Linked DNA regions of Homo sapiens: region 2 is linked to region 1. A link is an interaction called in ENCODE POLR2A ChIA-PET data of the cell type or tissue named here. Cell type or tissue: Panc1. All regions are shown on one strand. Each heading gives the region's core, and the rest is flanking DNA. Links, peaks and the distances in the headings are about the cores only.

Region 1 (15,666 bases), core at 5,564-8,063:
AGATGTATACATCTATTTGGAATTGCTTTCTTAGTATGCACTCAGCAAGCACTAGCATAAGAACACCTGAGGTTCTCTGTCCTCATTTAATACCTGTAAGAGAAAAGGACTTTATTCTACTGAATTCTGCCCTTTTTTTGCAACAACTGAATTATCCCCATATTTATTTACAATTTTAAGCTTGATTGCTGTCCACGGAGTTACTGTTGCTTCTCAATTATAACTAGTGTTAGAAGGCTTGATTTCATAAATGTTCTTTTTAATCCAAAGATAGATCATATATGAAAACCTTCCTCAATACTCCTTTCAAATCAGATGCATATAAACTATGATCCCAATTTCCCTGTTAGACGTATTTCTGTTGGATATTTCCTCCGTTGTCACCACAGAGGAAGGGAAAAAGCAGAAAAGCTGCCCACCTAACAAAGGCTAACATAATGGCTAGGCTAATATATTGACATGCTATCATCTTTATGATGTTTTGAATCTAACTAGCAGACATACAGTCAACTTCCTGTTGACCATGTGCATCTAATCTGCTTTCTTAATTATACAAATAATTTTTATTTCAAATTAGCTTCTTTCTACTACTCAGTATAATCCTCTCACAGCCTGGCATATACTTGGTAGCACATCATTCACTAGAGAGAGTACGAGAGAAAATTAGGTTGACAATATGGGGCAAAGGGGTAGTCTCCTTTAAGGTGAGGGGAAAGGAGATGGGAATGAAACATGCCAAGTGTATGATGGTTAGGGAAAGAAATATCTTAGTAGAAGCTAGAAAACCTCTACTAACAGGATCACATTCCAAAAGGGCAACCAGGAAATGGCAATGACTCCATGACTTCTCTGTCAGAGCACCAATGGTCAAAGGCATTCCATGTCAAGTGTCAGGAAATGGAAAGCGAACCGGCCAATCTAGTTTAACAGCACATACTCGGAAAAGGAAACACGCTGCCAAAGGAAAGAGCTGACATCCAGTCCACAGAGGTTCTGAGTACCCAGTGGCAGTGAGCCCCTCCAAACTCTGCAGAGCTGACTGTGCTGTCTGCACCCTGCCTCATTTGGGGAAGAATCTGAGAGAGCTAAAAGACAAATTTCAGAAGGTGATGTTTTCAAAGAAAGAGTAAACAAACAGCTTGACAATGTTGACTTTTTTTTTCTTTTCAGGTAACCCTTGTTTGCAGGAAGATAAATAAGAAGGCTTCCTTAGGATACTGACCCACTTAGAGAGGCACAGAAGGAAGAAGAGTTAAAAGCAGCAAAGCCGGGTTTTTTTGTTTTGTTTTGTTTTGTTTTGTTTTGAGATGGAGTCTCACTCTGTTGCCCAAGCTGGAGTACAACGGCATGATCTCAGCTCGCTGCAACCTCCGCCTCCCACGTTCAAGTGATTCTCCTGCCTCAGCCTCCCAAGTAGCTGGGATTACAGGCGCCCGCCACCACGCTCAGCTAATTTTTTTTGTATTTTTAGTAGAGACAGGGTTTCACCAGGTTGGCCAGGCTGCTCTTGAACTCCTGACCTCAGGTGATCCACCCGCCTCGGCCTCCCAAAGTGCTGGGATTACAGGCGTGAGCCACCACGCCCGGCCCCCAAAGCTGTTTCTTTTGTCTTTAGCGTAAAGCTCTCCTGCCATGCAGTATCTACATAACTGACGTGACTGCCAGCAAGCTCAGTCACTCCGTGGTCTTTTTCTCTTTCCAGTTCTTCTCTCTCTCTTCAAGTTCTGCCTCAGTGAAAGCTGCAGGTCCCCAGTTAGTGATCAGGTGAGGGTTCTTTGAACCTAAGAGGCAAACATGCTTTAAATACAGGAAGTATTATATTCTTCAGGATACCCCATCATTTTTCTACAGACAAAATAGTAACTTCCCTACTTTATTTCTTCTTTGAGGAACATGCATAAATGTCATACCAGCTAAAACAATTAGAAGATGTATACCAAGGGGATTAACTGGGCCCTCTTACCTATTAGGGGATAAGATTTTCAAGAGAAATTTATCCTGAACAGCTTGGTTTTTTTACATTTGGGCTAAAAAAGTTTCTTTAGTACAATTCAAATACACAAGTGAAACAGAAAAATAAATTTAAAAATAAATATATGGGCAGGGCGTGGTGGCTCACGCCTGTAATTCCAGGACTTTGGGAGGCTGAGGCGGGCGGATCACGAGGTCAGGAGATCAAGACCATCCTGGTTAACACGGTGAAACCCCGTCTCTACTAAAAATACAAAAAATTAGCCGGTCGTGGTGGCGGGCACCTGTAGTCCCAGCTACTTGGGAGGTTAAGGCAGGAGAATGGCATGAACCCAGGAGGCGGAGCTTGCAGTGAGCCAAGATCGCACCACTGCACTCCATCCAGCCTGGGCGACAGAGCGAGACTCCATCTCAAAATAAATAAATTAATTAAATAAAATAAAAATGAAAAATAAAAATAAATATATGATTACTTCATAGAGTCTGTTACCTGGTTCTATCAGTCGAATTAATCCTTCATGATGGGCCACTTTGTCCTTCCAGCTCTTGGTCTTATTAGTTGCCATCTCCAGCTTCTTTTTAACTTCCTGAAACAAAAGTGGATTTTGGACTATGCAGACACACGGGTAGTTTAAGAACCAAATCACAACTATTGGGCCCTTACTATGTATTTGTGAATTATCTCATTAAATCCTCTCATAGCCCATTCTAAGAAGTGGGAACTACTATTACCCCATTGTACAGAGTGAAAACGGGTTCAGAGAAGGTCAGTAACCTGCCGAGAGTCACACAGCAGGAAATGGTAGAGCCAGAATTGGAACCCAGGCTGTCTGATTCCAAAGCCTATTCTTCCACCATCTGCATACGAATTACAATGGGTGTATGGCCCTGTGTGCCAGTTACAGTTTACTGCCTCTCCACTCCAAATCCACCCTGAACTGTCCTGCTGGTGAAACTAAAATAATTCTCCTCACTAGCTGGCAGCATAAAGCTTTGTCAGTAGAGGGTGCTGAAGGGACACGAGGAGGGAGGGACTTTTCTTCTAGGTTCCACTCAGCGGCTCCTGTGGCACTCAGAACACCCACAGTGCTCACCACCAGTGAGTTTCTGTAGCACCTCCCTGTGGGCAGCTTTTGCCGGTGGCCTCCCAGTGAGCTTTGCTGGCACAGCACCTCAACAAACTTTTCTGCCATCTGTGCACCCTCTCCATGGAGGTATGGATCACAACACTGGGGTTAAGGGGCAAGAAGCAAAGAATGCTCTTCCAGATCCACTCCCTCCCTGGTGCTCTGCCTCAGTTTTCGAGGCAGTGGCTGCTCCCTACGTCTGCTGTTCCTGCATTCTCAAAGCCTTCTTTACAACACAGTAGGTAATCTCCTATGACAGTTAATAATGTTTTATATTAAACTTTCCCTGTTCAAATTACTGTGCAGTTTCTGTCTCTGATGGATGTATAATATATCTTATCTCCTGTAAAAACTCCCTCTTTTTTCTTTCTTACAGCTAAGCAAGATTCTTACTACAGCTTCATATTGGCAGCTAAGCAAATAATTCTATTATTGAGAAATGTTTTTCAAAAATTTAAATATACAAGTTTGCAGGGCCAAGTCTCATTACCTCGTACTGCTCAAGTGCTTGCTTCCGTTCTAACTCAAGCTGCTCCAGCTGCTCCATGGCCTCCTGCAGGGCCTGTTCCTTCAGGACACGCTGATTCTCCAACTCCTGCTTCTCCGCCTCGGTTGTCTGAATGGCCTGCTGCTGCTCCAAGTGCCACTTTTCTAGTTCAGCCCTCTTGGAAGACTCTTCCTCCAACAACCTACAATGTGGAGGAAAGCTCCAGATCAAATCCTGCCCAGGTCACCACCCTGACCCAGCAGACGAGGGAAGCATTTTAGACAAGAGAATATTTGAGGTCGTCTAATCCCCCTTTCATTCCACCAGGAGGAAAGCAGGAGCCAGAGAAGCTCATATTCACAAAGCTGGTAAAGCAGCCTATATGTCCTGCTCTAAGCTCTCTCAGTTTCACCCGTTTGTGAAATAAAAAATAACATTTATCCAGAGTTTAATGTGTGCCAGGAACTGGCCTAAGAGTCAAGTGTATTTTCTCAATTAATCCTCACAGTAAATTTAGGTGCTGCTACTCATATTTTAGAGATGGTGCAAGTGAGACACAAAGGTTCAGTGGCCTGTACTAGGATCATCCACCTGCCAGGTGGCAGGGCCAAGATTTGAAGTTTGCCTGGTTGCTACAACATGAAAACATTTTCATCTAGTAAAAACCTGTTACCATGGAAAAAGCTGATAATGAAGATGAAGAAAGGAGTGAACGCAGACAGAATAGAGATACTATTTATTGAACAATTGCTACATGCCAGGCCCTTGCCTCCATTATTGCTAATCCCCTGACAATCCTGAAAGGTATTGTCCCTACATTACAGATGAAGCAATGAAAAACCAAAGGGTTTAAAAGTATGTTGCACAGGTTATAATGGATTTTAACCCAGGTCTGTGTGACTCCAAAATAACAGGAATACCTATCTGGGAATACCCAGCTATGTAGTTGTTTAAATAAACTAACAAACAGCCAAAACCTGCATTAAAGTGTATATAGTGTCGTTCGATGCCAGCCAAGGACAGGATACATATCTAGTGGCTTGAGCAACAATATTATGGTAACAAAGTCAAGTCACATGACTGGTCAGTTACTACTACCTGCCAGCATCTGCTCTTATAAAACTAACAACAAAGGAATAAAGTAACAGACTATACCAACACCAATTTCCAAATTCCCTCTACAACTTCCTGCAAGGTTGTTATTCAACTCAGCTCCAATACTCTAGGTGATGGGCTACCACTCGTTGCCTCACAAATTGGGCCAGTTTATTTATGGGCAGCTTCAATTCTTACGAAGTTTTTTCTTATACTAAGATGAGTTCTCCCATCCACTACCCTAGTTCCACAAAGGAAGTATCTACTCCCTCTTCCCTGTGATAGCCCTTTCGCAACTGGAAGGCAGCTTTGTTGCCTGTTGAGAACATCCTTCTCCAAGAAGACCACCTCCAGCCTTAACTAATGGGACCCAGCTTCCAGACTCAATATCCTTCTTTGGAGACACTGAGGTCTCCTCAGATGTCTCTTGGAGTTTGATGTACACAACAGAACACGACACTACAGATGTGGTCTGACCAGTGCAGAGTTTATTCACTCAGTTGATGTGTATTTTTTATGTGCCTTCTACGTGCTTTTCTAGGCACTGGGGATATAAGAATGAACAAGACTGGATGGGTCTGTTTTTTCATTCTAGTGGTAAAAGTATGGAGGGGGAATGGACATTTCCAGGTGCTTAGGCTGCCCAGCCTCTGAACTCCTTCATGTGTCTAGGGGAACTGCCATAGTAGAAGACTTGATGGAAGGTAGGGCTCATTTCCCGCTATAGAATCCACAGGCCAGACACCTGCCCTCCCACCCCTTGGCAGCTAGGGTATGGTGGAGGCACAAGCTGGGCTTGGCTATGTAGATGCTCCTTCTGGAACTTTGACTCTGAAGCACCTGGCACAAAGAAGCAGAGCCAGTAGAGAATTCATCTTGCCGGTGGCAGTAATATGCAGTGTTGAGTGACAGCAGGAGCGATGGCACTGCTGATGCCTGGTACCAACATGGGCGCCAGCGGCATCCTCACTGGACTCTTCCCATGGCCTGGCTTGGGCTGTAGTTGGGGCTGCTCATCCCCCTGTGATTCCTGCCTGTGTTCAAGGCCTGGTCACCTGCCTTTCTGTGGAACTGGCAAACTATTTAAGAAACTTTCAACAAATTGTTTTATTGCTTTAGCTAATACAAGGTGGTTTCTGTGGTTCGCAAGTAAGACTCCTGACTAAAGACTTCAGTGCCTCACTCTTTTTCTGTGTATCGGCTTCCTCATTTATCAAAAAAGGAATAGAAACTACACCTACCATCAAAGGTTTATTAGTGTATTAAATGCGATAATGCACATAAGGTGTTTACATGCCTACCACACAGCAAGTACTGGTAGGTAACAGCTCATATTATAGAGGGACAATTATCTCATTTGCTCTGGACACTTCACATTCATTAAGGCTGCCTAAGAGTGTATAGGGTTTTGGCAACCACATTTCAGGGAAATGAAACTGTAGAACTTTTCAAATGAATTTCTATAAAGCCAAGTCTCCTGGATCCTGTACTTGTTCTTTTGATATGTTAAATTAGCTTCTTGGTCTAAAATCATCATTCTAGCCTGTCAACATCTTTTTTCTGAATGCTTATTTTTACATTCCACACATTATATATCTTCCCCGTCTGCAAATGAGATAAAGGAACAGAAAGCAACACACTCGGAGTGACTCCCAAATGCTAGGCATTACTCTAAAACACTCTGCATGCATCATTTCATTTCATCCTCACAACAACTGTATAAAGTTGGCCATTCTCTCAAGTTACACAGCTAAAAGTACCAGAGCCAGGAATCAAACCGTGGCCTCATTCCAGAGCCCAGTCTCTAACCTTCAAATATATGAAAAGTATTATATCAAATGTAAGAGGGACTGTTGTTCCATGTGGTCCCATTGGATCCATTCATTCATTCAAAAAAATTTCCCTGGGTACTTACTGTGTGCCAGGTACGAGTTGCTGGGAATACAGACACGACTAAGGTGTACTCCAGGGTGTTACAGATCCAAAGTGGGTAAGAGTTACAACAGGACAGATTATGGCTCAGCCTCAAGAACTTTCCAATAACTCGATTTTTCTTAATTTTTTCTTTTTTGTTTTTTTCTTTTTTGAGACAGGCTGGAGTACAGTGGTGCAATCTCAGCTCACTGCAACCTCTACCTCCTGGATTCAAGTGTCTCAGCCTCCCGAGTAGCTGGGATTATAGGCATGCACCACCACGCCCAGCTAATTTTTGTATTTTTAGTAGAGACAGGGTTTCACCATGCTGGCCAGGCTGGTCTCAAACTCCGAGCCTCAAGGGATCCGCCCGCCTCAGCCTCCCAAAGTGCTGGGATTAGAGCGTGAGCCACCATGTCCGGCCAATAACTTGAGTATTCTACATTTTAAATGAACAGTTTTCTTCTGAGTTCTCATTCAGAAGTGGCTAGATCACCTTCAGGATTACACATAAAAAAATAAACTTCATAGCAGAAAGGGTGACTATAGTCAATCATAATTTAATTGTACATTTAAAACTAACTAAAACAGTATAGTGGACTGTTTGTAAGACTAAGGATAAATGCTTGAGGTGATGGATACCCCATTTACCCTGATGTGATTATTACACATTGTATGCCTGTATCAAAATATCTCATGTACCTCACAAATATAAACACCTACTGTGTACCCACAAAAATTAAAAGTTAATAAAAAACTTCAATCGTAATTTTTAAAATTACAAGATCTGGCCAGGTGCAGTGGCTCAAGCCTGTAATCCCAGCACTTTGGGAGGCCGAGGCGGGTGGATCACGAGGTCAGGAGATCAAGACCATCCCGGCTAACACGGTTAAACCCCGTCTCTACTAAAAATACAAAAAATTAGCTGGGCGTGGTGGCAGGCGCCTGTAGTCCCAGCTGCTCAGGAGGCTGAGGCAGGAGAATGGCTTGAACCTGGGAGGCAGAGCTTGCAGTGAGCCGAGATCACGCCACTACACTCCAGTCTGGGTGACAGAGCGAGACTCCGTCTCAAAAAAAAAAAAAAAATTACAAGATCTACGTGTTTCAAGCTAAAGTTCTTGTCTTTCATTTAAACAATTTACTATAAAAAGTTTCTCTTTTTTTTTAAGACACTGTCTTTTTAAGAGACTGACAGAGAAAGAACTATCCATTAAAAGAATAATGAGATTCCAAATATTCCACGAATGATCGGCTGTTGCTTTAAGAAAGGAGTGAGCAAACAAATTTACAAGAAAAAAAGAAACAACCCCATCAAAAAGTGGGCGAAGGACATGAACAGACACTTCTCAAAAGAAGACATTTATGCAGCCAAAAAACACATGAAAAAATGCTCACCATCACTGGCCATCAGAGAAATGCAAATCAAAACCACAATGAGATACCATCTCACACCAGTTAGAATGGCAATCATTAAAAAGTCAGGAAACAACAGGTGCTAGAGAGGATGTGGAGAAATAGGAACACTTTTACACTGTTGGTGGGACTGTAAACTAGTTCAACCTTTGTGGAAGTCAGTGTGGCGATTCCTCAGGGATCTAGAATTAGAAATACCATTTGACCCAGCCATCCCATTACTGGGTATATACCCAAAGGATTATAAATCATGCTGCTATAAAGACACATGCACAAGTATGTTTATTGCGGCATTATTCACAATAGCAAAGACTTGGAATCAACCCAAATGTCCAACAATGATAGACTGGATGAAGAAAATGTGGCACATATACACCATGGAATACTATGCAGCCATAAAAAAGGATGAGTTCATGTCCTTTGTAGGGACATGGATGAAATTGGAAATCATCATTCTCAGTAAACTATCGCAAGAACAAAAAACCAAACACCGCATATTCTCACTCATAGGTGGGAACTGAACAATGAGAACACTTGGACACAGGAAGGGGAACATCACACACCGGGGCCTGTTGTGGGGTGGGGGGAGGGGGGAGGGATAGCATTAGGAGATATACCTAATGCTAAATGACGAGTTAATGGGTGTAGCACACCAGCATGGCACATGTATACATATGTAACAAACCTGCACATTGTGCACATGTACCCTAAAACTTAAAGTATAATAATAATAAAATTAAAAAAAAAAAAAAAGGAGTGAGAAGAGTTAACTGAGCAGCCTTTTACACAGGCCCTTGGCGTAAGATTATGTGCATTTCATTAGTGCCAGTTTTCCAACCCAACTCCAGGATGACTTCCCTTGATTTTTCTATCCAGAAAGGCCTATCCTGAGGAGCAAAGAACAAACCCTCTCTGCCAATCTGACAGAAAGTCCCTCTGAATCAGCCACAGCCTTCAGTGACTTCAGGAAAGAGGAACACATTTCACTTAAAAATGACCACTAGGCCGGGCGTGGTGGCTCATGCCTGTAATCCCAGCACTTTGGGAGACCGAGACAGGCGGATCACAAGGTCAGGAGATGGAGTCCATCCTGGCCAACATGGCAAAACCCCATCTCTACTAAAAATACAAAAATTAGCCAGGTGTGGTGGTGCGCGCCTGTACTCCCAGCTACTCGGGAGGCTGAGGCAGGAGAGTCGCTTGAACCCAGGAGGCGGAGATTGCAGTGAGCCGAGATCACGCCACTGCACTCCAGCCTGATAACAGAGCAAGACTCCATCTCAGAAAAAAAAAGGGAGCAGGGGGGCAAATTTGTCCATTTCAGGTTCCAAAAACTAAGAGAAAAAAAAATTTAGAATAATAAAATAATTATATTCATAAAATGCCCTTTGCACATTAAGAAAAAGTTAAATTTGTGTGCAGTACTTTCAGCATATTGGATCAGAGCTGTATGTAGAAGTTACATCTGGATTCAAAAGGTTGAAACCATTTTGCTATTGCTTAAATCAGAGTGTGCAAAATAATTAGCTGGAGTTTTTTGCCGTTGTTGTTTTGTGTTTTTTTTGAGACAGGGTCTCATTCTGTCCCCCAGGCTGTAGTACAGTGGTGCAAATGCAGCTCACTGCAGCCTCAACCTCCTGGACTCAAGTGATCCTCCTGCCTCAGCCTCCCAAGTAGACTTTTTTTTTTTTTTTTTTTTAAAGATGAGGTTTCACCATGTTGCTCAGGCTGGTCATAAACTCCTGGGTTCAAGTGATCCTCCAGCCTCGGCCTCCCAAAGTGTGGTGGGTGAGCCACACTTTGTGGTGTATTTTTCAGAAGCTTTGTGAGGTGATTCTGATACATAACATTGGTTAAAAAACCACTGGCTTCAATTATCCAAAATTATCCCTTATTCAAAATATCACTCATTCTATAAACACTAAATAACTAAGACTAGTATTTCTAGAATTATCTGGTTCCCTCTGTGATCTAGTCTCTGCTGTGTCATAATCAACTTCCCACAAAACTGCAGTAATACATATAGCATATTTCACCTGCGAATTCTTTGCACAAAAACAATCTATTAACTCTCAACACGGCTCAAATTATGAGGTGGCTCAAAAAATGTTGAGTGTCATGTAGAACGTCACTCTGGACGTCACATGGCACTCAAACATTCCCGTAGAGTGACTCTTCTGCTAAAATCACTGCCGAGTGGCACTGGAGGGGAGTTCCAAGAACCTGATTAACCTCACAGTGCAGTGAATGTGCACCTGTGGGGCCTATATATGCCTGGCAATATGCTACATGCTTAATTTTCTATTTAGAAAATAATTTTTCCTTAAAAAAATTTAAATTTAAAATCTAAATGTCCAAAACAATTTATTTATTTTTGAAGTCACTTTTGGCAAAATATACAACTAAAGATGGCTTCTTCTTTCTCTTCCTATCTAAAGATTAAAGAAACATCTTTTGCTGCTCCACATGTAAAATGGCAGCCATGGAAAATCTACCCTAGCTCATCTCATAACTGCTCCCCAAAACAGGGGGTCAGAGATCAAAGACTGGACCCTGTGCTGCTACTGTAGTGAATACTTTTTAGTGTTGTCTCCCATCCCAGACACCTTAAATAATGTAAATGGGGCAGCAAAGTAGAAACTGGCAGAGGATAGGCTCAATTTTTCCCTTTGGGAGTCTTCATTTTATTTTGTCCTCCCTGCTGCCATGAAGGCCCAAAATTGAGAATTTTCATCTGCGAACATGACTATCATAAAGTTCTAAGGGGAAAAAAAATCTAGGTTTCAAATACTTTTAAAATTAGGATTTCAAGTAGTAATTACTGAAGGAATGTTACCAATCCTGAATGACCAAATAGAAACTGCATATTTCTTCCTTATTCCTCAAAACCTGACGGCAACGTTGGCCTGAACAGGCCTCTGCCTGCATACCAATGGCCCTCTCTGGTCTGGAGCGTGTTGAAGATGCCAAGCTCTTATCAGAGGTAATTCTGGGTTTGTGGATTTTCTCGAATAAGACTAAGGGTACCTCATCAAACATACCTACCAGACTGCTCTAAAATAGGCCCTTATTTAGCCCCAGAAGCAAGGGTTTCCCAGCGCCTCAGAATGAAAAGAAACACTCCAGCCGGTCGAGTCTCCACAGTCTTTCTAATCTGGACAGCACCTCGAGCTCAGTCACAGCCAGAGCAGAGACACTTCTCCCTCTCCACCAGAGTGTTAGTCATTCCAAGAAACTGTATTAGCCCAGGCAAAGTACATAAAGGCAAAGTCTGCAAACAAATCTGGCACCTGGCCTGAAGCTTCCGCACTGTCTCTTCATCTTGCCGGGCCTGTCTCTCATCTTCAAGAGCCTCCTGCAGCTTTAGGTACATGTCTTCCAGCTCCCGTACTCGCTGTAAATACTGTTCCAGTTCAGAGGACTTTTGAGCAACCTGTTCTTCCATCTGCTGTCTGATCTGTTGGTATAAAAGGGTCTTGTTTAAATGCAGGTTGACTTCTTTCTCAGGGAAAGCCTCACCTCCACCTGAGGGGTTGCCCACAGCTGCAGCCTCAGCCCATCAGGGTGGCAGGACCCTGTCCTTCAATCCTTGAACTTAAAGATGGAGGAGATGAGGGTACCACACCCAATCGCAATAGTGAAAGAGTCTGGGAAGAGCAAATTATAACCCAAATTATGTTCTGCCCTGCTGTATTTTCCATCCCTTCCACTCCACATTTTAAGACTCAAGTCAAGAAAAAAATGTTTCCTTGTGTAATTTCTCTCTAAATTCCTTTCTGTCTTAAAGTCACAATCTTTTTACCAATAGGGTCTTCTCTAAAAGGAACGAACCTTTTCCCAGTCAGAGCAAACGAACCTTTTCCCAGTCTTCTTTAGTGTTACACTAAAGAAGAAGGAAAGGTCATCCAGCATGGGATTCCTCCCACACTTCCCTGGCTGTCTCCACTCCCTGGGGCACCTCCAGCCCTAGAGGAACTCAAGCATTTCAGTTAATCTGTATACGTTAATGGTTTTTCCCTTCTGGATTACAGAGTTTTGAATCCCTGCCTTAAAAATTACAAGACAAGAACATCCTAAATATAACAAACACATTAGCCTATTTCTCTGCAGTTGATAAAATATTTTCACTTGCATTAGCTCACTCTGTCTTCAGAAGAGTCATGAGAGAGCATGTGATAATCCTGAACTTAAAGAAGAAAAAGCCAATGTTCAGTAAGAAGGACCAGAGAGGAAACAAGACCAGACATTCTGGCTGTTTCTCTACATCACATTTGCCTTCCTCTTTTCTCTGAACCACAAACACATCTCTTTCAACTCTAAATAACAAAAAGTGACTAGAGGAAATGTCACATGCATCTATTTAGGCACTGGGCTTAGCACTCTCTGACAGAGTATCACTCAATGTGAGAAGACCTGTGTTCCAGCTAACCAGCTAACTACCTAAGACAACCTGGATCTTGGGTCTCTTGAAGATGGAAGCCTCTAGGATGAACCGGAGCTGCCAAGAGCAACAAATCAGACTCTAGATGTTCTCACAATTTCAGGATCTCACCCCCGCCATCCTTGCTTATTACAGAGGAGATATACCATGGAACCTATGCTTACTTTTTCCATAACTATTTATTTTCCAAATCAGAACTGTTTTGAGAATGAAAAGGAATGTTATTAATAATTATACCAGAATGGCAGGGACTCTCCCAGGCAAACCAGGAAATATAGTCACCCTAACCAAGCATTTATCACATCATTCCACAAATTTCTTTTTTTTTCTTTTTTGGAGACAGGGCCTTGCTCTGTCACCCAGGCTGGAGTGCAGTGGCAAAATCACAGCTCACAGTAGCCTTGAACTCCTGGGCTCAAGCAATCCTCCCACCTCAGCCTCCTAAGTAGCTGGAACTACAGGCATGTACCAACAGGCCTGGCTAATTCTTTTTTTTTTTTTTTTTTTTGTAGATATTGCCCAGGCTGGTCTTGAACTCCTGGGCTCAAGCAATTCTCATGCCTTGGCCTCCCAAAGTGCTGGGATTACAGGAGTGGGCCACCATGCCTGGCTCCATAAATTTCCACTTAGGAGTCTTGAAAACAAGGTTTATGTCTTTTGCCATTACATCTTTGGCACACTGCCTGGCACATAGAAGGTGTTCAATAAACAGATAATTAATGAATGAACAAACATGCAACTTCCCCTACAGCCCATTCCAGGTCAGTAGCAAAGCCAAGCTGATGACATGCCTCACTGTAGCCTCCAGCCCTTCCCTGTTCCCACCGACCCAGGCTGAGCTACTGCAGCTGCTTTCTCCAGCCATGTGATACTCACAAGCTTCTCTCTTTCCAGCTCTGTGCTGAACCTGGCCTGAAGTTCCACTTGAGTCTGAAGGCGTTTCTTTTCCTCTTCTGCTGCACGAGATGCTGCTTCCTCCAGTTTCTAGCCAATCAAAAACCCATCCACAGAAAAGCAGGTGTTAGAGTAGAAGTACATTAAAGAGAGAGAGACAGTCATACTTAAGTACAGGAAAAGCCAAACATTCTTAACATTCAATAAAGATAATAGAATAAAAACTTTTAGCTCCATTAGAATTCCAGTCTAACGATCTGCTGAATCAACATACAAAATAAATTAGGTAAATGAAAGACTATTGATAAGCCTGAACAACATTTTGCAAAGAAAGTTTTAGTACAGTCATTGAATTAAATTCACTTGGGATTGCATTCATGAGATTTTTATTTATTTATTTATTTATTTGAGACTGAGTCTTGCTCTGTCGCCAGGCTGGAGTGCAGTGGCACGATCTCGGCTCACTGCAACCTCCACCTCCCAGGTTCAAGTGATTCTCCTGCCTCAGCCTCCCGAGTAGCCGGGACTACAGGCACACACCACCACATCCAGCTAATTTTTGTATTTTTAGTAGACACGGGGTTTCATCATGTTGGCCAGGATAGTGTCGATCTCTTGACCTCGTGATCCGCCCACCTCAGCCTCCCGAAGTGCTGGGATTACAGGTGTAAGCCACCATGCCCAGCCACATTCATGAGATTTGAGAGCTATTTCTTGAGCTCTTTCTGTACAGTTTTTTCATCTTATACATTATTCATTATAACTTTTACCAGAACCAATTTCTAGAAGGGTGGCATAAGGAGCTCCACAGACCCTTTCCCCAACAAAACAACCATAACTGGTGAAAATTATTGTTAAAAAAACAAAACCTTTAAAAGTCTCTAGAAATTATGCTAAGGACATTCTAAAATGGAGAACATTTATCTAAGAAAATCTAACTCTCAGTAAGAATCGTGAGGGTCTGTGGCATATGATGCACTCCCTCCCCACCCCCACAGTGTCAGTGAGAAGAAAGCTCTTCTCCTGGCAGATGGAACCCCAAACAAGGGTTCCCCTCCCCTCAGCTCAAGCCTAGGGCTATGATACCTTCCTGGGAGGGGCAGGCTGGCTGCCAGAATTTCTCTTTGTCCCCAGCTGCATGTTGCAGAAACTTTATTCCAGGCAAGAGTGGCTGAGAATTAAGAGGAGGCCAGAAGCTCCATGAGAACAACACACTAACACACGGACCAGCTAAAAGTGTTGTTGGTTTGTTGGTTGACTGCTATGAGGTCTCGCTATGTTGCCCAGGCTGGTCTCAAATTCCTGGCCTCAAGTGATCCTCCCACCCTGTCCTCCCAAAGTGATTAACAGGTGTGAGCCACTGCTCTTCCAGACCAGCCAAACGTCTGACAGACAGAACCAGAGAAAGAGACAGCTAAGAAGAGTTCTCATGTAGTAGGAACAAGTCTCAAAGACTGACCTTAAAGACTACATGTAGGCCTGAATTTAAATGATCTCAGACTGTGAGGCAATTCAGGTTCCAGGGCATTATGGAGAACAACAGAACAAAATTAGTGAACTCTAACAGCTGTTGGTGTGGTACCAACAGAGGTGGAAAGCTTAAATGAGAGATCAGAGAAAGACACTCAAAGAGAGCCCTGCAAAAATCAGGGTCTTCGCAGGGTGACTGTGTTCCTGTCCAAGCCTGTGCCTCTGAGGAGCAACAGTCAGAAGCTTCACACTGTGAGGAAAACAAACTTCACTGAAATAGTCCAGCCAAGTCACTAAACAAATAAAGGAGCAAACAACAGCAGGCCTCTGGGGAGAGGGGTGGAATCAGAATCCAGAGTTGCTACCACACATTATCTAAAATGTCTAGTTTTCTACAAGAAATTATGAGACATGCAAAGAAAAAGGAAAGTATGGCCCATATACAGGGAAAAAGCAGGCAACGGAAACTGCCTTTGAAGAGGCCCAGATGGTGGATTTAGCATATGAAGACTTCAAAGCAGTTATAAATATTTTATGCTCAAATAACTAAAGGAAACCATACTTAGAGAAGTAATGGAAGGAATGACAATATACCATAAAATAGAGAATAATAAAGAGATATAAATCACAGAAAAAACCAAATGGAAATTCTGGAAGTAAAAAGTCCCATAACTGAAACGAAAAATTCACTAGAGGGACTCAACAGTATATTTGGGCTACAAGAAAAATCTACTAAAGACAGATCTATAGAAATTATGCAACTGGAAAACAGAAAATAAAAAAGAAGAAAAATGAACACAGCCTTAGAGAAATGTGGGACACCATTATGTGCACCAACATTTGCATAACGAAAG
Region 2 (15,666 bases), core at 4,177-6,676, 550 kb before region 1:
GGACCTGGGGAGCTGTGGCCTCAAGTGGACCGCGCCCCCCTGCCGGCTTGGCGCCTGACCGGGCCGCGACCCCAGACTCCCGCGGAGGGGCCGGGGCAGGGACGGAGCAAAGCCGAGAGGAGCAGGACTCACTAGTCCCCCAGAGGACCAAGACCCCGGCGTTTCGGGGTGAGCTAGTAAGATTTCACGGTAGGGACAAGGCTCAGAAAAGCTAAATTGAGAATTGGGATTTGGAGGGGGGAATTATCTGAAATTTCAGAATTTTCATTTCTATTTGGAAACATAGGAATAACCAAAATTAGGAGGAAATATACTGTTTCATTTTGCCTCCTTGTAATCCTATTATGCCTTATAAGGTCATAACCTGAGATTGTGCCTGGCTGCCTTCATTAATCCATCGTAAACGTGAGGACTGACTGCCAGGGAGCACACTAACGCTTCACGTATGCTAATCATTTTACAGTTTACCAAGCACGGCCACATCCCAGTCTACTTTGAGCTTCACAGCCACCCTTGAGTCAGGCAAGGAAGGTAACATTCCTTTTCCCATTTCAGCAGGTAGAAAATTCAAGCTCAGAGAGGGGAGGTATCTGCAGAGAGGGGAAGTCACCCTGCAGGTAGGAAGCAGCAGAGTCCCTACTCGGCCCGACACGCTAGCACGGCCGACTGGGGCGCGGCGTGGATTCCTCTAGGCTGGGGTCACCAACTTCTCAAGGGGCAAAGGAGAGTCCTAGCCCCCGCCCAAAGAATTTGTGCCTGTTCATGATGAATCACGCTAGACACGTTTGTCACCCGTTTGTGCTCTTTCATCACAGCTTCTTCTCTTTCTTACTTCTCTCCTGGGGGCCAAACTGGGAAGGAAAGGCTAAGCCACGGGGCTTCCTGCTTCGTGCTTGTGGGTTTCTGGGGTCCTACTAACCACTCCTCTAATCGAATGTCCTGAAGCCCAGCGACTCGACGGAGAGGCCAAAGGTGCGAGACCACTAGCCAAACAGGCTTCTAGTCCTCACCTCCCGGCAATTCGCTGTGTGAAGGTGGGCGAGTCATGTCCCATCTCTCGAGTCCCCATCTTAGAGCCGGTCCCCAGCAGACCTTTAAGCTTCCTTCCTACTCTGCCATATGGCTCTGAGCTCCGGTGCAAAGGCGGCTGGGCAGTGGGTCGCGCGGACCTTGCCCAGAGTGGTCTGTCTGGGCCGCGCACTGCTGGCTTAGCTGCCTTTTCACTCTCGGGACTCAACAGTGGACATTGCACCTGGGGAAGAAATGGCCGCGCGGAAGTTATTTAAGGACTCTTCCTGGAAGGAGTCACCTGAGCGGACCTGAATTCCATCTGAGGACGGAGGACAGATTCCGGGCCCTGACCCTGGCCCTGGTAAGGGGTTGGGACGCGGAGGGTTAGAGGAGTGCAGCGCGGCGCACTGGTCTGGATCCGGCCGCCCGGCTGGGCGCAGGGCAGTCACCGAAGTGGCCTGGCCGGGCGACTAGTCCGTCTGCACCGCAGACAGCAGCTATTACTGAACGCCTGCTCGGTGACCAGGAGCCTCCCCAGCCTAACTATTGTTCTTCTCCCTTGTCTCCCATTTCCTTTTCCTTTCACTTTATCCTCTGCGAGTCAAGCTCTTCGCGCAGATCCAGGACTGGCTATCAGTCGCTCTGAGGATGCGACCTACTTGTCGCCAGCTTCCACTTGGTTCCGCGCCAGGACAGGTTTTACTTTCATTTCTCCCGCGCGCGCCTCCGACTGCTGGGGAGGTCAAGGACAGCTAGGCGTCGGCCCACGGCCAGGGAAGGTCCCGTGGTCTGGACTCGTTCCTTCCAGTCTCCACCAGTCCTGGGGGGTGGGGCGCGGCGGGGGTGTTCGTTCTCCAGAGAACTCTGCGACTGTACCTCGCTGCCACCTCGCTGCCTCCTCGCTGCCCTTTACAAAAGCTCGTGATTCCGTGGGGGAAACTTGAGCTGTGGCTCTGCCAGGAGGATCGCGAAGCAAGTGCCCTTGGTTCAAACTCCTCTTTGAGCTGCAGGCAGCTTCAAAAAGGAAAGCAAGCCCAGGAGTGTAGGGAGACTCAGAGGCTAGGCTCTGCCAGCCTCGGGTGCCTATGCCAGCAACCTCTTGGCTGTGACAAGAATTCCCACCTGAGAGTCTTGGCATGCACTTTATCAGCCTGGTGCACTTTGCCGCTCTGGCACTTAGAGATCTGTCACTTGAGAACCAAGTCAATTCTTTAAGTAAAATCTTGGATTGGCAGCTCAAAGTATTTTCCTAGAAAGCCCCTATCTTGGAGTGAGTGAGTGTGTGCGCGAGCGCGCACCCCGCTTGCATGGGTGAGTAGCAGGGGCTAGAGTGCTCCCCAAAGCTTCGTGGGTTTAAGTCGAAAAAAGATAAGGAGTTTGTTAAATCTGGGCATCTATGTTTTTTCTCGTGAAATCTCGAGTTTGTTTAATTAATCATCGTTAACGACAAAAAAAAATCACTAGAATGCATTTCTGGTTCAGTGGTTCTATGGAGAAGGAAATGCTGCAGTGGGAGTTCTGATCCTGGCAATTTATTAACATAAGTTGCATCCATTCAAGTGGCAGTGATTGTAGATTCACGTTGAGCAAGGACAGTACAAGGAAGGAAGGAAGTGAAGGAAGAAACATCTTTAAATTTCTGGCAAGAAAAGAGAAAAGAAAAAGAAAAAAAAATCCTTGTTAATGAAGATCTACTTTTTTTGTGTGCTCCAGAATTTCAAAAGGTCAGATTACAAATAAACCTCCAAACCACTGTAATAAATGTGTACATCCTGACATTAGGGAGACACACATACACATATGCTAAAGGGTTTTTGCGTAATGGTGTTTCAACTTCTTCACATTCCAATTGAATGATTTTTAGGCCCTATATCCAAGCCTGATTCTTAGTAAAGTTTGGAGTTTAAAAAAATATGTGGTAGTGGTTTCTCAGCTAGCACTGTGGACACAGTTCTTAAAGCCAGAGTGGCCATACTCAGGTCTTTCAGAGAAGCATTGAAAAATAATAAATATCAATGATATTAATAAGAATAACTAAAATGTGAGTAGCTAAGTGCATTGCATAATTATCTCAGATGCCTCCTTTATCAAACAGGAAATTTTATGATGCATTTATTATTAATATAGTTCAAAATGTCTTTTAAGCTGAGGACTTGTTTACAAAGTTCACTTGAAAACAAAGTTCAAGATGCATCCTGAAGTCATAACACAAAGTGATTTAGAGAAAGAACACAATCAGCCTTGTGGATTTGATCACTTACAAGGAGAAGTAAAGCAGGATACAAAGCCCAGGGCACTTTTTTGGGATCTCTGACTTCTCTAAGGACCTAATAAAAATATAGATCCTTTCCAGAAAAATGAACATGTACATAAACCGATTAAAGTATAAAATAGGCATACAGTTCCGGGAGGTTGACCAAGTTTAAAACCCTGACACAGAATAAAAAACACTGTTTCCATATTTTAAATTTCTGTCTGGTTTATAGTGGTAAGGGCAAGGAGGACAGTTAACCTCCCTCTTTAGGGCATAATATTTTCCAGAGCATCAGCATAAAGAAAAGTAATGCGTTTGCTGCCTCATTTTTGTGCTCCTGTACAAAACAGGCAGAGAGTAACAGTCAGTTCTTGTACATGGTAAAGCCAGAAGGCAAACCTCCCTGAAGCTTAAATAAGGTAAATTACTGCAGAACAAATGAAAGAGAAGAGATGGTCCAGTACAGTGGCTCGTGCCTGTAATCCTAGCACTTTGGGAGGCTGAGGCAAGTGGATCTCTTGAGCTCAGGAGTTCAAGACCAGCCTGGCAACATGGCAAAAATCCATCCCTACAAAGAAAAAAAAAAAAAAAGAGAGAGAGAGAAGAGAAAGTAGTAAACCTAAAGAAGCTTGTTACAATAATACCTGTAACAGGACAAAATGAAATTACTTCAAGAGAAATTTGCTACAGAGGGCACAATAAATGGCATTAATGAATGGATGATAAAAGAGATGATTAGGCCATTTGAATCATCCATAGCCAAAGAGAATGGTGTTAATGAAAGCAACCATCATGCTACTTGTCTCCAGATAGGGATCCTGTGATATCAGATTAGAAGCACCTGGAAAGAAGCAATTATTTTATATATGTATATATATTTATATATATTTTTTTCTTTTTATAGAGATGTGGTTTCATCATGTTGCCCACGCTGGTCTTGAACTCCTGATCTCAAGAGATCCACTCGCCTTGGCCTACCAAAGTGCTAGGATTACAGGTATGAGCCACTGTGCTCAGCCAAGAAGCAATTCTGATTTATAAGCCTGAATGAATTGATAGTTTTTTCATTCTTTCAACAAATATTTACTGATTATATATTATATACCCAGCACTGTGCTAAGTTCTCAACATACAGTAATCACCAATGCAGTCATCAACAAACTTACCCTCAACGAGCTTACAGCCTAGTGACGTAGCCAGATATAAACAAATCCTTATCAGAATTATGTATTTACATGATTATAAACTGTGTTAAGTATTCTGAAGAAAAAGCAAGACTAGGGGGATCTAATATTCGAAATGGAGGAAACAGCATGTGCAAACACTCAGAGATGGGAAAGAACTTGGTACATTAGAAAAAATGAAAGGAGTCCTGTTTGATAGGAATGCATAGAATGATAGAGAAAAGAGGCCTGAAATGAGATTAAAGAGGTCATCAGGGTCAGAGTAAATAGGACCCTTTCCGACATGAAGATTTTGCACTTTATTTATGGTGACATGGAAAACTATTGACAGGTTTGAAGACAGGAGAGACATGATCTGATATACATTTATTTAAACAATCGTTTTGGCTATGGAATGTGGTAGATAGATTAGAAAGGTGCAAGAAAGGAAGCAGCACGGTGGTGGTACTCTGGAGAGACTGCAGAGAGTCTAGTCCCCCCATAACATTTATTATACCCCCTCCCCACATACACATACTCATTCCATCCTAAAGTTCACCAGCTTCACTGACATACACTCTGTTCAGTAGCACACGGCCTGCTCTCAGAAGAGCCCACACTTGGTGGAATGCTCTGCTGAAGCTGTTTTGAAATTCTCCAACATTTCTGAACAGGCAGTCCTACATTTTCATTTTGCACTGGACTCCACATATTATGTAGCCAGTCCTGCTCATCAAACATGTGATCTAAGTAAAAGTAGCTTGTAAACTCTTACAGTACCTATATATACTGTAGCTGCTAATGTCAGGGGTACTTCAAATGAATGTTAAGATTCAACCATTCATCTCATCACACATGGACCGCAACTGCAGGACACTTCCTTTTTTTTTTTTTTTTTTTTTGAGATGGACTCTTGCTCTGTTGCCCAGGCTGGAGTGCAGTGGTGCCATCTCGACCCACTGCAAGCTCTGCCTCCTGGGTTCACGCCATTCTTTTGCCTCAGCCTCCTGAGTAGCTGGGACTACAGGTGCCCGCCACCACTCCTGGCTAATTTTTTGTATTTTTAGTAGAGACAGGGTTTCACCGTGTTAGCCAGGATGATCTCGATCTGCTGACCTCATGATCCGCCCAACTTGGCCTCCCAAAGTGCTGCGATTACAGGCGTGAGCCACCACACCTGGCCAGGACACTTTCTACGTCATCTATGAAGCCTTTTCTTTGCACCCCAAACACACACTCAAGGTAGAAATGGTGTGTTTGCTATACAAATTTAATTTTGAGACAGGTTCAATAACCTGCTTACTGTCCTTAACTTTTACCTATATAGAAAGTTTGAAACCATCGGTGAAGCTGGGAAAACAGTTAAGAACCTATTGCAATAATAAAGGTAGAAGGTGATAACGGCTCAAACTAGTGGGGTGGCAGTGAGGGTGGAGAGAAGCGGACATATTTGGGAAGTAGGAACAATAGGACTGAGTGATGAATGTGGGGCTGAGAGGCAGCTGTCAAGGGTAAGATTCATTAAATTTCTTGCTTAGGGAACTAAATGGTTGAAAATATAGCAATGGATCAGGGAATTTTCCACCACAGCTGCATAGTCTCCTTTGTTATGCTTTGGTAGAGACGATCTGAAGAGGCCTCAGCCCTGCCTGGTGATGTTTGCTCAAGTCTGACTCTCATACTGCCTCCTTGAACTACTGTGGCTAACCACAGCAAGCACTTGAAATGACTGTACAGATCAAACCACTTACTCCGCAATAGCCCACTAGGGGCAATGGGCTGATAAGCCTTGCTCACTGATAATTAGCTCTATTTTGTCTTTTTTAAAATTTTTTATTTTAATTTTTTGAACGGGAGTTTCACTCTTGTTGCCCAGGCTGGAGTGCAATGGCGCGATCTTGGCTCACTGCAACCTCTGCCTCCTGGGTTCAAGCAATTCTCTTGCCTCAGCCTCCCAAGTAGCTGGGATTACAGGCACCTGCCACCATGCCCAGCTAATTTTTGTGTTTTTAGTAGAGACAGGGTTTCACCATGTTGGTCAGGCTGGTCTTGAACTCCTGACCTTAGGTGATCCACCTGCCTCGGCCTCCCAAAGTGCTGGGATTACAGGTGTGAGCCACCGCATTCCATCTATTTCGTCTTCTAAAGCAAAAAAGAAAGGTATCTGCCACATACACATCATGATAGTGTTACATACCCTTCTTCCCTTCCTGCTCCCATCAGCCTTCAGGAAAACAAATCTGGGCTTGCTTTACTCTCTCTCTCTTTGGTGAAAGGTGATGGTGGTTATTGTAGGGGATGGTCTGGCTTTCAGCCAACCTCAGTAATCAGGCTGCCTTGTCAGGGCTTATCAGTTTCAACAGGCTGGCAGCTGTTGGCTGAGAAGCAAAGCACAGCTTTAGTGTATACAAAATATGTTCACATGTATATACAAACACACAGTGCCTTTCTACATGTACCTAGGATATGTTAAAATCTCTGTGTGACAAAATGGGCATTTGCAAATGGACTGGAAGTCTACTTATGACAGTAACAGATGAAATATGCCTAAAAGCAGAATAGCATTTGATTCTAGGCTTAAAAACAATAAACTTTGATTTTAAAAAATTAAAATAATTTAAATGAGTACTTGCAAATGAAATAAAAGCCAAGACATTTAAAAGGTAAAACAAGACCCCTTACCACTACAAAATTAACTCAAAATGGGTCAAAGTACTAAAGAGCTAAAACTATGAAGGAAACCAGTAAATCTTCATCTCACCTTTAATATGGCAATAATTTTTTAGATATAACACTAAAAGCATAGAAACAAACTAAAAAAGTGGACTTTATCAAAATTAAAAACTTTTTTGAGCCAAAGGACATTATCAAGAAAATGAAGTCTGGGTGTGGAAGCTCATGCCTCTAATCCTAGTACCTTGGGAGGGCTAGGTGGGAGGATTGCCTGAGGACAGGAGGTTAAGACCAGCCTGGGCAACATCATGATACAACATCTCTACATAAAAATAAAATGAAAAATAAAATAAAAATAGGAAATATTTGGGGGGGGGAATAGGGCATAACAATTTTAAAAAGAAAATGAAAAGACAACGTACAGAATGGGAAAATATCTGCAAATCATATATCTGACAAGGACTAGTATCCAGAATATATAAAGAACTCTTACAACTCAACCTCAAAAAGACAAAGAATCAATTAAAAAATGGGCAAAGGACTTGAATAGACATTTCTCCAAAGAAGATTTAGCAATGGCCAATAAACACATGAAAAGATCCTCAACATCATTAGTCTTTAGGGAAAGGCAAAACAGGACCACAATGAGATATCACTTCACACTAAGATAGCTATAACAAAACATAAACAACAGGAAAACAAGAGTTGACAAAGATGCAGAGAAATCAGAACCCTAGTGCATTGCTGGTGAAAATGTAAAATGATGCAGCCACTGTGGAAAACAGTAGTAACAGAACTACTTAATCCAGTAATTCCAATCCCAAGAATATATCCCCAAAATTGAAAACAGGTACTCAAATACATGTACATGCATGTTTGAAGCAGCACTATTCACAATGCCAAAAGGTGGAAACAACCCATATGTCCATATGGGTTGTTCCAGATAAACAAAATATGGTATATACATATGATATGGTTTGGCTGTGTCCTCACCCAAATTTCATCTTGAATTGTACCCCATAATTCCCACCTGTCATGGGAGGGATCCGGTGGAAGGTAATTGAATCATGGGGGCGGGTCTTTCTCCTGCTGTTGTGGTGATAGTGAATAAGTTTTATGAGATTTGATGGTATAAAGGAGAGTTCTGCATAAGCTCTCTTGTCTGCCGCTTTGCTCTCCTTGCCTTCCGCCATGTGGAACTGTGAGTCAATTAAACCTCTTCTCTTTATAAATTACCTAGTCTCGGGTATGTCTTTATTAGCACCGTGAGAACAGTCTAACACAATATACAATGGAATATTATTGAGTCATAAAAAATAATGAAGTATTGATACTTCAATGTGATGCTACAACCTTGTACTGTATCTGCCCGTAAACAAGCTGAGAACAATATACTAAGTGAGAAAAACCAAGACACAAAAAACCCACATATTGTATGATATGAATATGAAATATTCATAATAGGTAAATCCATAGAGACAGAAAGCAAAATGGTGATTGCCAGGGGCTGTGGGAGGGGAGAATGAGAATGACTGCTTAATGGTTGTGAGGTTTTCTTTTGGGTGATGAAAATGTTTTGTAACTAGATAGACATGGTAGTTGTACAGCATTGGGAATGTACTTAATTGCCACTGAATTCTACATTTTCAAGTGGCTAATTTTACAATATGTGAATTTTGCCCTATTTTTAGAAAAGTTGGGAAGGAATATGATAGCTGCCTTAAAAATCTATCATATGAAGATAGATTTTTTTTTTCTGGATAGTTCCGGAGAGCAGAATCAGGGGAAGTTACAGTAAGACAACTCTGAAATAATAAGGAAGAACTTTCTAACAATAGGGCTGTTAAACAGTGGAATGCGCTGCCTCCCAAGGAAGTAAGATTACTTTTTACTGAAAGTGATCAAGTTGGATGATGAGCTCTCAGGGAAGTTACAGAGAGGATTGCTGCACGGGGTATGACTGAGGTTTTTTTTTTTTTGGTTTAATTATTTTCAGGATCAAACTATCTTCCCTCCACGTTTGCAAATTCAGCTGATTCAGTTTTACCATTAGCAACTGACATAGAGGTCCTGGAGTTAAAGTATTCCTTCAGTTTCAGTTCTAGTGCAGCCCAACCCTCCCAATTTGTAGATGAAACAAGTGTGGCAGAGAAAGGGGAAATAGTAAATTACAGCAGAGTAAATCTTCAGGAGCTGAGATGTCAACTCTCTCAGTTCAGAGTTGGAGCCATTGCGGCTTCCTGCTGGTCGTTGGGGAAAATCGCACATTTACTCATTTAAAATATTTTGTAGGCACCTACTATATACTAGACGCTTTGCTAAGAGGCCTTGTCTTATGTGTAAATATGAAGGATCAAACCCTCAATTAATAGTGAGCAGTGATAAGCAACCACAAAGACAACTTCTAAACCACGGAGATTTCCAAAACTTTGGTCTACCACTTGTACAAATTCTACTAAAACTTCGTGAGATATTAACAAATGACAAAGTGAGTTCACCTGAATGTCACACCAGCCAAATTCGAAATGGTCAATAGGAGGTTCAACAAAAAAGCAAGCGACTTTGATAATCCCGAGACGGAAGGACGGGACCATCTATTCATTTTTGTGCATGTTTGAGCAGGGAAGTTGGAAGTCCACCTGCTCGGGCTGCGAGAGCCCTGGGACCGCTGCGAGGGAAGCAAGCCGAGGCGTGCGGGGCTCCCCAGGGAGAGGCCAGCCCAGTTCGGGAGGATCCCGGGGATGCCGCGTTCCTCGGTGGAATCTGGCTCTCCCGGGCGCTCCGGGGGAAGCCCAGGCCGACCGCCCCCGGCCCACCCGGCATTGAAACCCGAGGCTCCTTGGAGGATTGCGTAAAAGCCTCTCCCTCCCCCGTCTGCTCGGTGGCATGTTTCTAAAATTCCCATCTACACAACATAAACAGGAAACGTGCAGCAAAAGCCCTGTCGATGCAAATTCCTTGCTTCCAACCGAGGGCGGGAGAATTTCATCTTTGGTGGTGGTGGGGAGCAGAGGAAGCAGCCAGCTTTCCAAGTGACCCCTCAACTCTCCACATCCCTTCTTCCAAATCCAAACAGAATAGAGAAGGCGGAAGGAAGGACCCCCTGCTTTAGGAAAAATAGGGAGGCAGAGGGGGCCGTGAAGCAGCATCCAGGCCTCAAAGTGAACCACCTCCAGGGGCCGCGGTGGCGGCGCGTGGCGGGAACACGCCCGACCGCCCACTCCCCCAGCGCAGCAGTCCGCGAGGCCCGCGGAGGGTGGAGGTGGGCTCGCCGCCCGGGCTTGGGGCAGCCGAGCCAGCGCGGGTGGGGGCGGGGGAGGAGCGGGCACTAGGCGCCGCGCAAGCGCAGAGCGCGCCTCGGTTGTCAAACATGGCTGAAGCGCTGCCGCTGCCGCTACTGCCGCTGCAGGGAAAATGCTGAGCCCTCCCGGGCCGGGTGGGCGGCGGCGGCGAGGGCGGCGACGGGGACCCGCTTCCCGAGCGCGGCGGCGGCGGCCATGGCCCGGCTGGCTGACTACTTCATCGTGGTAGGCTATGACCACGAGAAGCCAGGTAAGGGTGTGGGGCGGCACCGCCCCCGGGCCTCCCCGCCCCCCGGCCGCTGTCCAGTGGGCTCCGCGGGGCCGGGCGTCGGGGACGGGCGTCGGGGAGGGCCAGGCCGAGTCTCGGAGGAGCGGGCGGTCGGCGTCCGGCCTTCTCGGCTGGGCTGAGCCTGGCGGTGGGCGTGGGGGGGCCGGCACGACGGTAGGGGGAGGGAAGACGCCGCGTCTGCCCAGCCCCTGGGCGCACCCGCTGGGCGGGCCGGAGGCGAGTTGGGGTCTCGCGACCCTCCCGCTGGAGGCTGCAGGGTACCCGGGGCAGAGAGAGCCCTGAGATTGGGCCCAGGACCGCAAGGCTGGGAGGGCGGGAGCCAACTGTGCTAAGTTCCTCGGGGATAAACTTCTGCCCTGCATCCTGAGTGAGTAACCAGTGACGCAGGGGGTTGTCCTCTCCGAAAGGAAGTGCTGAGAGTCCAGTGCTAACTCACCCCTGTGCTGTTGGGGGCCTAGTGACCTCCCCAAGGAACGCGTGGTACCAGGGAAGGGGACAGGATTCTTTGCACTTTTACCCCTTTCTAGGAAATGCTCCCTATTCTTTCAGGACAAATGTGACGGTCACTTCACAGTGACATGACTTGTCTTTTAACTAAGGACAGCCAGCTGACCGCTGAAGGTGATCTTGTTTCACTTTAATGTGTTTTCATTGTTCTTTTTATTTGTCACAGAATTTTCGTCGTAAGGAACAATTGGGCAAATGCATTGTATTTTACACTTTAATTGACGGACTTCCACAACTTAAGAGAATTCAGGGTTCATGCACGTTTATTTCTGTATTTGTATTCTCTTGTATTACTATGTAGCTAAGCATAATGTAATAACAAATTGAGCTGGGAAACCACTTCTATTTTAGGGCAATTCTAGTCCCACATTTGCAAGGAATTTGAGATATCAGCTCTACAGCCCCTTCATTTTTCAGAGATGCTGAGATTGTGTTTTCCTGATGGTTACAGCCATTGGTAGCTCAGAATACCATTGTTCTACCCACTCTTGGTCCACTCTCTCTTTCATTATTCCTCTCCTAAGAACTTCCTCTCCTTTAGTGGGAACCTTTCATGTTCTTTTCTCTTTCACCAGTCATGACCTGATTGAGGTCAATTGTTAAAGAGAAAGTTTAAATGTTTAAACTTCTGGATCCAAAATTTTATTTCCTAGTAATTTGGCATAGTCTGATGTTTCTTTTCTATCAAGATTAAGTGTGGGAAATCAGTTTTTTAACCTTTAGTTTTTAGTGACATTGTTCCGCCTCCCCCCCTCCCCACTTTTAAACAATTTTTTTTTTTTTTTTTTTTGAGACGGAGTTTTGCTCTGTTGCCCACGCTGGAGTGCAGTGGTGCGATCTTGGCTCACTGCAACCTCTGTCTCCCGGGTTGAAGCAATTCTCTGCCTCAGCCTCCGGAGTAGCTGGGATTTACAGGCGCCCGCCAACACGCCCGCTAATTTTTGTATTTGTAGTAGAGACGGGATTTCACCATCCTGGCCAGGCTGGTCTTGAACTCCTGATCTCGTGATCCACCGGCCTCGGCCTCCCAAAGTGCTGGGATTACAGGCTTGAGCCACCACGCCCGGCCAACAATGTTGAAACAATAACAGACTTGCAAAAAAGTTGCAAGAATGGTACAAAAAATTCTACCCGCCCCCCAACAATTTGAGAGGAAGCTGTTGACCTGATGCCCTGTCATCCCAGAATACTTTAATGTGCATTTTCTGCAAACAAGAATGTTCTCCTACATGATCACAGTGTAATAACCAAAACAGGAAATGGATAGTGATACAGTACTCCATCTAGTTCTCAGACTGGTTCAAGTTTTGTTGATTGTGCTAGTAATCTCTTTACTGGCAAAAGGATCCAGTTTAGCAATATGTGTTGCATTCATGTTATGTCTCTTTTGTCTCCCTCAATCTGGAACATTTCCTTTATCTTCTCCTGACTTTCATGACCTTAACATATTTAACAATTACAGGTCAGTCACTTTGTAGGCTGCCCCCTCAATTTGGGATTGTCTGTTCCTTCATGATTAGATACATACGAATATGCACGTGGGAAGGATATCACAGAAGTGATGCTCACTGCATCCTGTCAGGTGGTGCACAATTTCACTTTGTTTCATTGTTGGTTATTTTTACTTTGATTACTTGATATAAGTAATATCTGCGAGGCTTCTCCACTGTAAAGTTAATACTTAATTGTTTTTGCCATGTACTTTGAAACTATGTAAATATCTTGTTCCTCACTAAACTCTTAATCATTTATTGACATCTACATGGAGTCTGTGTGTGTGTGTGTGTGTGTGTGTGTGTGTGTGTGTGTGTTTAGTGGATTATATTCTGTTACTATTTGCCTTAGTCTATTCGGAAAAAGTCACTAGCCCACCTGCCCGAAGCACTGGCTTGAGTGGGAAATAGGAGAGTCTAAGCACATCCAGCCGAAGTGAGACCAGAAAGGGGAGCTCGCGGATTATATTCTGTTACTATTTGCCTTAGTCCATTCGGGCTGTTATAACAAAAATACCTCAAACTGGGTGGCTTATAAACAATAGAAATTTATTTTTCACAGTCTGGAGGCAGAGAAATCCAAGATGAAGACTCTGACAGATTCAGTGTCTGGTGAGGACATGCTTCCTCATAGCCATGTTCTCACTTTAACCTCATATGGCTTAAGGGTCAAATGAGCTCTCTGGGGTCTCTTTAAAAAGGGAACTAATCCCATTCACAAGGACTCCACCACCATGACCTGATCACTTCCTAAAGGCCTCACCTCATAATACCATCACTTTGGGTGTTAGGATTTTAACATACGAATTTTGGGAGGGGACATACACATTCAGACTATAGCATTATTTATTTTGATGTTCAAATTGTTCTTTATATGGCCAATGAGAGTTGTACAAGCTGGCTTCTGTGTTCTTATGGTACATCCCCATCACTCTTTGAGAACAACTTTGTACTTTTTGGCACAAGAACCTGTTCCTGGCTCATCTTGTACTTTCCATGCCTTGGTTCTGTAATCAGCCATTTAGGGATCCCTGGTTCCTTTTAGTGGAGAATGACATTTAGAAGCTAAGATCTCAAGGCTAGTGTGTTTATTGCTGTTGGGCTGTTACTCCTTCCAGGTCCTGTTAATGGTCAGGGCTGGTAAGTATAGGTATGTATGCATAAACATACATATGCATTTATATCTATATTTATTTATTATCTCTGTATATTGAAAACTATGAATTCATACTGATACCTCCAATTTCAGTCAAATAGTCCAGGATCTATTCTAGTGTTCTCCTTTTTCATATTGTAACGTTCTTCTCTGACAGTGAGAAATCTGGCTTCTGTTATCCTGAATGTATTTACTTATTGTTCAGTCTCCCATCTTCACTACCATCTACTCCTCTCCCTGCTGGGACTTGGATTCTTCATTCCATCTCCTCCATCCCCCTACCCCAGTCTGGATCTAAGAGTCCATACCAGCATGCTTCCATACAGGGACACCCTCCCCAGCACTCTGGTTATGACTCCTCATGTTGGTCTCCCCACTGTCGGTGGACACACTTCGTACCCCACTCAGACTCTGACACACCCCAGTGAGTTGCTTCCATTGGAAGATATCCTTCTCACTCTGTTGTACCCCAGTGCCCTTTGCCAGTTTCCCCCTCCTGCCTTAATGCTTGGGCTCTGAAGCAAAATGTTTGCCTCTTCCCCTACCACACAGACTCCTTCCCTAGCTCTCTTGGTCTATGACAATATGACAAGCTCCACCCCAGGGATCCACCTCCACCCCAGGGGTACCATGACAACTGCTCTTCTCACAGCAGGAAAAGGGAAGGAGAAGGAAGATTAATTTTTTAAGTAATACAATCCAGAAGCTTGTATAAATTGTAGAATGTCAACAGTGAAATGTATAACTTTTTAACTTGGGATAATTCTTCTTTTGTCATGTTGATGGCAGCGAAGAGGTGCGGGCGGTGGTGTCAGGAGCGGCTATGGGAGCAGCAATGATGCTGGTGGGTCCCCTGTGCCCTGCATCCCTGAGGCAGCCGACTGTACTGCCCCCGCCCTTGTGCCTCTGGGCAGGACCTGCCCTCAGGCCCGGAGCCTCCCCAGCTCCTGACCCTGGCCCTGTGTCACCACTCTTGCCCACCAATGCTGCGGGGAGGGTGTGAGGAGGAGGCGGAGCTGGAGGTGTGATATGGGGGTCTGGGGCCGGAAGTGGGAGCAGTGCCTGCTTCAGGGACCCAGCCAGCAGCGTGGTCACCACACCCACCCTGCCGAGGGCACCGGGTTCCTGTGCCTCAGGGGTAGGCTCTGAGCAGGGCCGCCTAGGGCCGCATCCCTGGGGTCCACCCTGCATCAGGGTGATTGCCAGGCCTGACACTCCCAAGGGCTGGGCCCAGGGCCCACAGTCTGCTCCTGGAGGCACCCCCCTAGGCAGGGCCACAAGCTGGGTGAGGGGGAGCTCGTAGAGATGTTACCTCTGCCCTAGATACTGGCCTGGGCCCAGCGAGGACCTGGAGCCCCTGCTCCAGGCTACGAGGGGGCATGGCTAGGGCTGCACACTCCACGGACCTGGCTGGAGCAGGCAGCAGCCCCGCCCTCCTGGGTGTGCTGCAGCCACCCAAGTCAGAGCTGTGGACCCAGTTCTCCCTGTGTTCTAAGGGGCCACGAGCAGGAGGCCCCCCCACCCCACACAGCTGCAGCTGCCCAAGCTGGGGCTGTGGACCAAGGCCTCTTTGCACTCTCAGGGGCCAGGGAAGGCATCCCTCCTGCCCTTGTAGGCTTGGAGGCGCCTGCTCCAATCTCGGAGCGGGGTTGGGGCCAAGCCAGGGTGCTGTCACAGCGCCCCCGGGTGTGTACACACTTAGGTCAGCGCTGACACACTGGGCCCCTGCCTCCTCAGCCCCCTCTGGACTTTGGGCCCTGACAAGCACCGTGGGAGGGGTTTGAGGGAGGTTTGGTGCTGGCCTGCAGGTACCCCTTG

What was found. ChIA-PET counts read pairs that join two places held together with the same protein. Peaks named below come from ENCODE experiments on the same cell type or tissue, not always from the same donor. Only the 100,000 strongest peaks of a DNase experiment are listed, where the experiment ranks them.
Region 2: POLR2A ChIA-PET joins it to region 1 with 14 read pairs; 22 of 35 experiments call an interaction of 5 or more read pairs at or near these places.

Annotation. Positions count from the first base shown.
Region 1 is chr11:9,735,979-9,751,644 of GRCh38, reverse strand. It overlaps SWAP70 (switching B cell complex subunit SWAP70), which reads right to left. Exons shown (of 12, transcript NM_015055.4): 8 at 13,325-13,432; 9 at 11,298-11,464; 10 at 3,589-3,787; 11 at 2,462-2,558; 12 at 1-1,781. The coding sequence ends at 1,675. Among named protein-coding and RNA genes, the nearest start is that of SBF2-AS1, 14 kb to the left of the region's middle. RefSeq lists a silencer at 5,937-5,986 and enhancers at 6,177-6,226, 11,070-11,189. In Panc1, for the core only: no CTCF peak of the experiment used is centred there; no DNase peak of the experiment used is centred there.
Region 2 is chr11:10,289,002-10,304,667 of GRCh38, reverse strand. SBF2 (SET binding factor 2) reads left to right here and starts at 10,449. Exons shown (of 40, transcript NM_030962.4): 1 at 10,449-10,653. The coding sequence starts at 10,599. RefSeq lists silencers at 34-133, 624-683, 10,312-10,361, 10,482-10,761, 10,792-10,871 and 1 more and enhancers at 1,608-1,787, 1,808-1,887, 5,794-5,873, 5,954-6,003. In Panc1, for the core only: a CTCF peak has its summit at 6,204; no DNase peak of the experiment used is centred there; H3K27ac peaks cover 1,490 bases.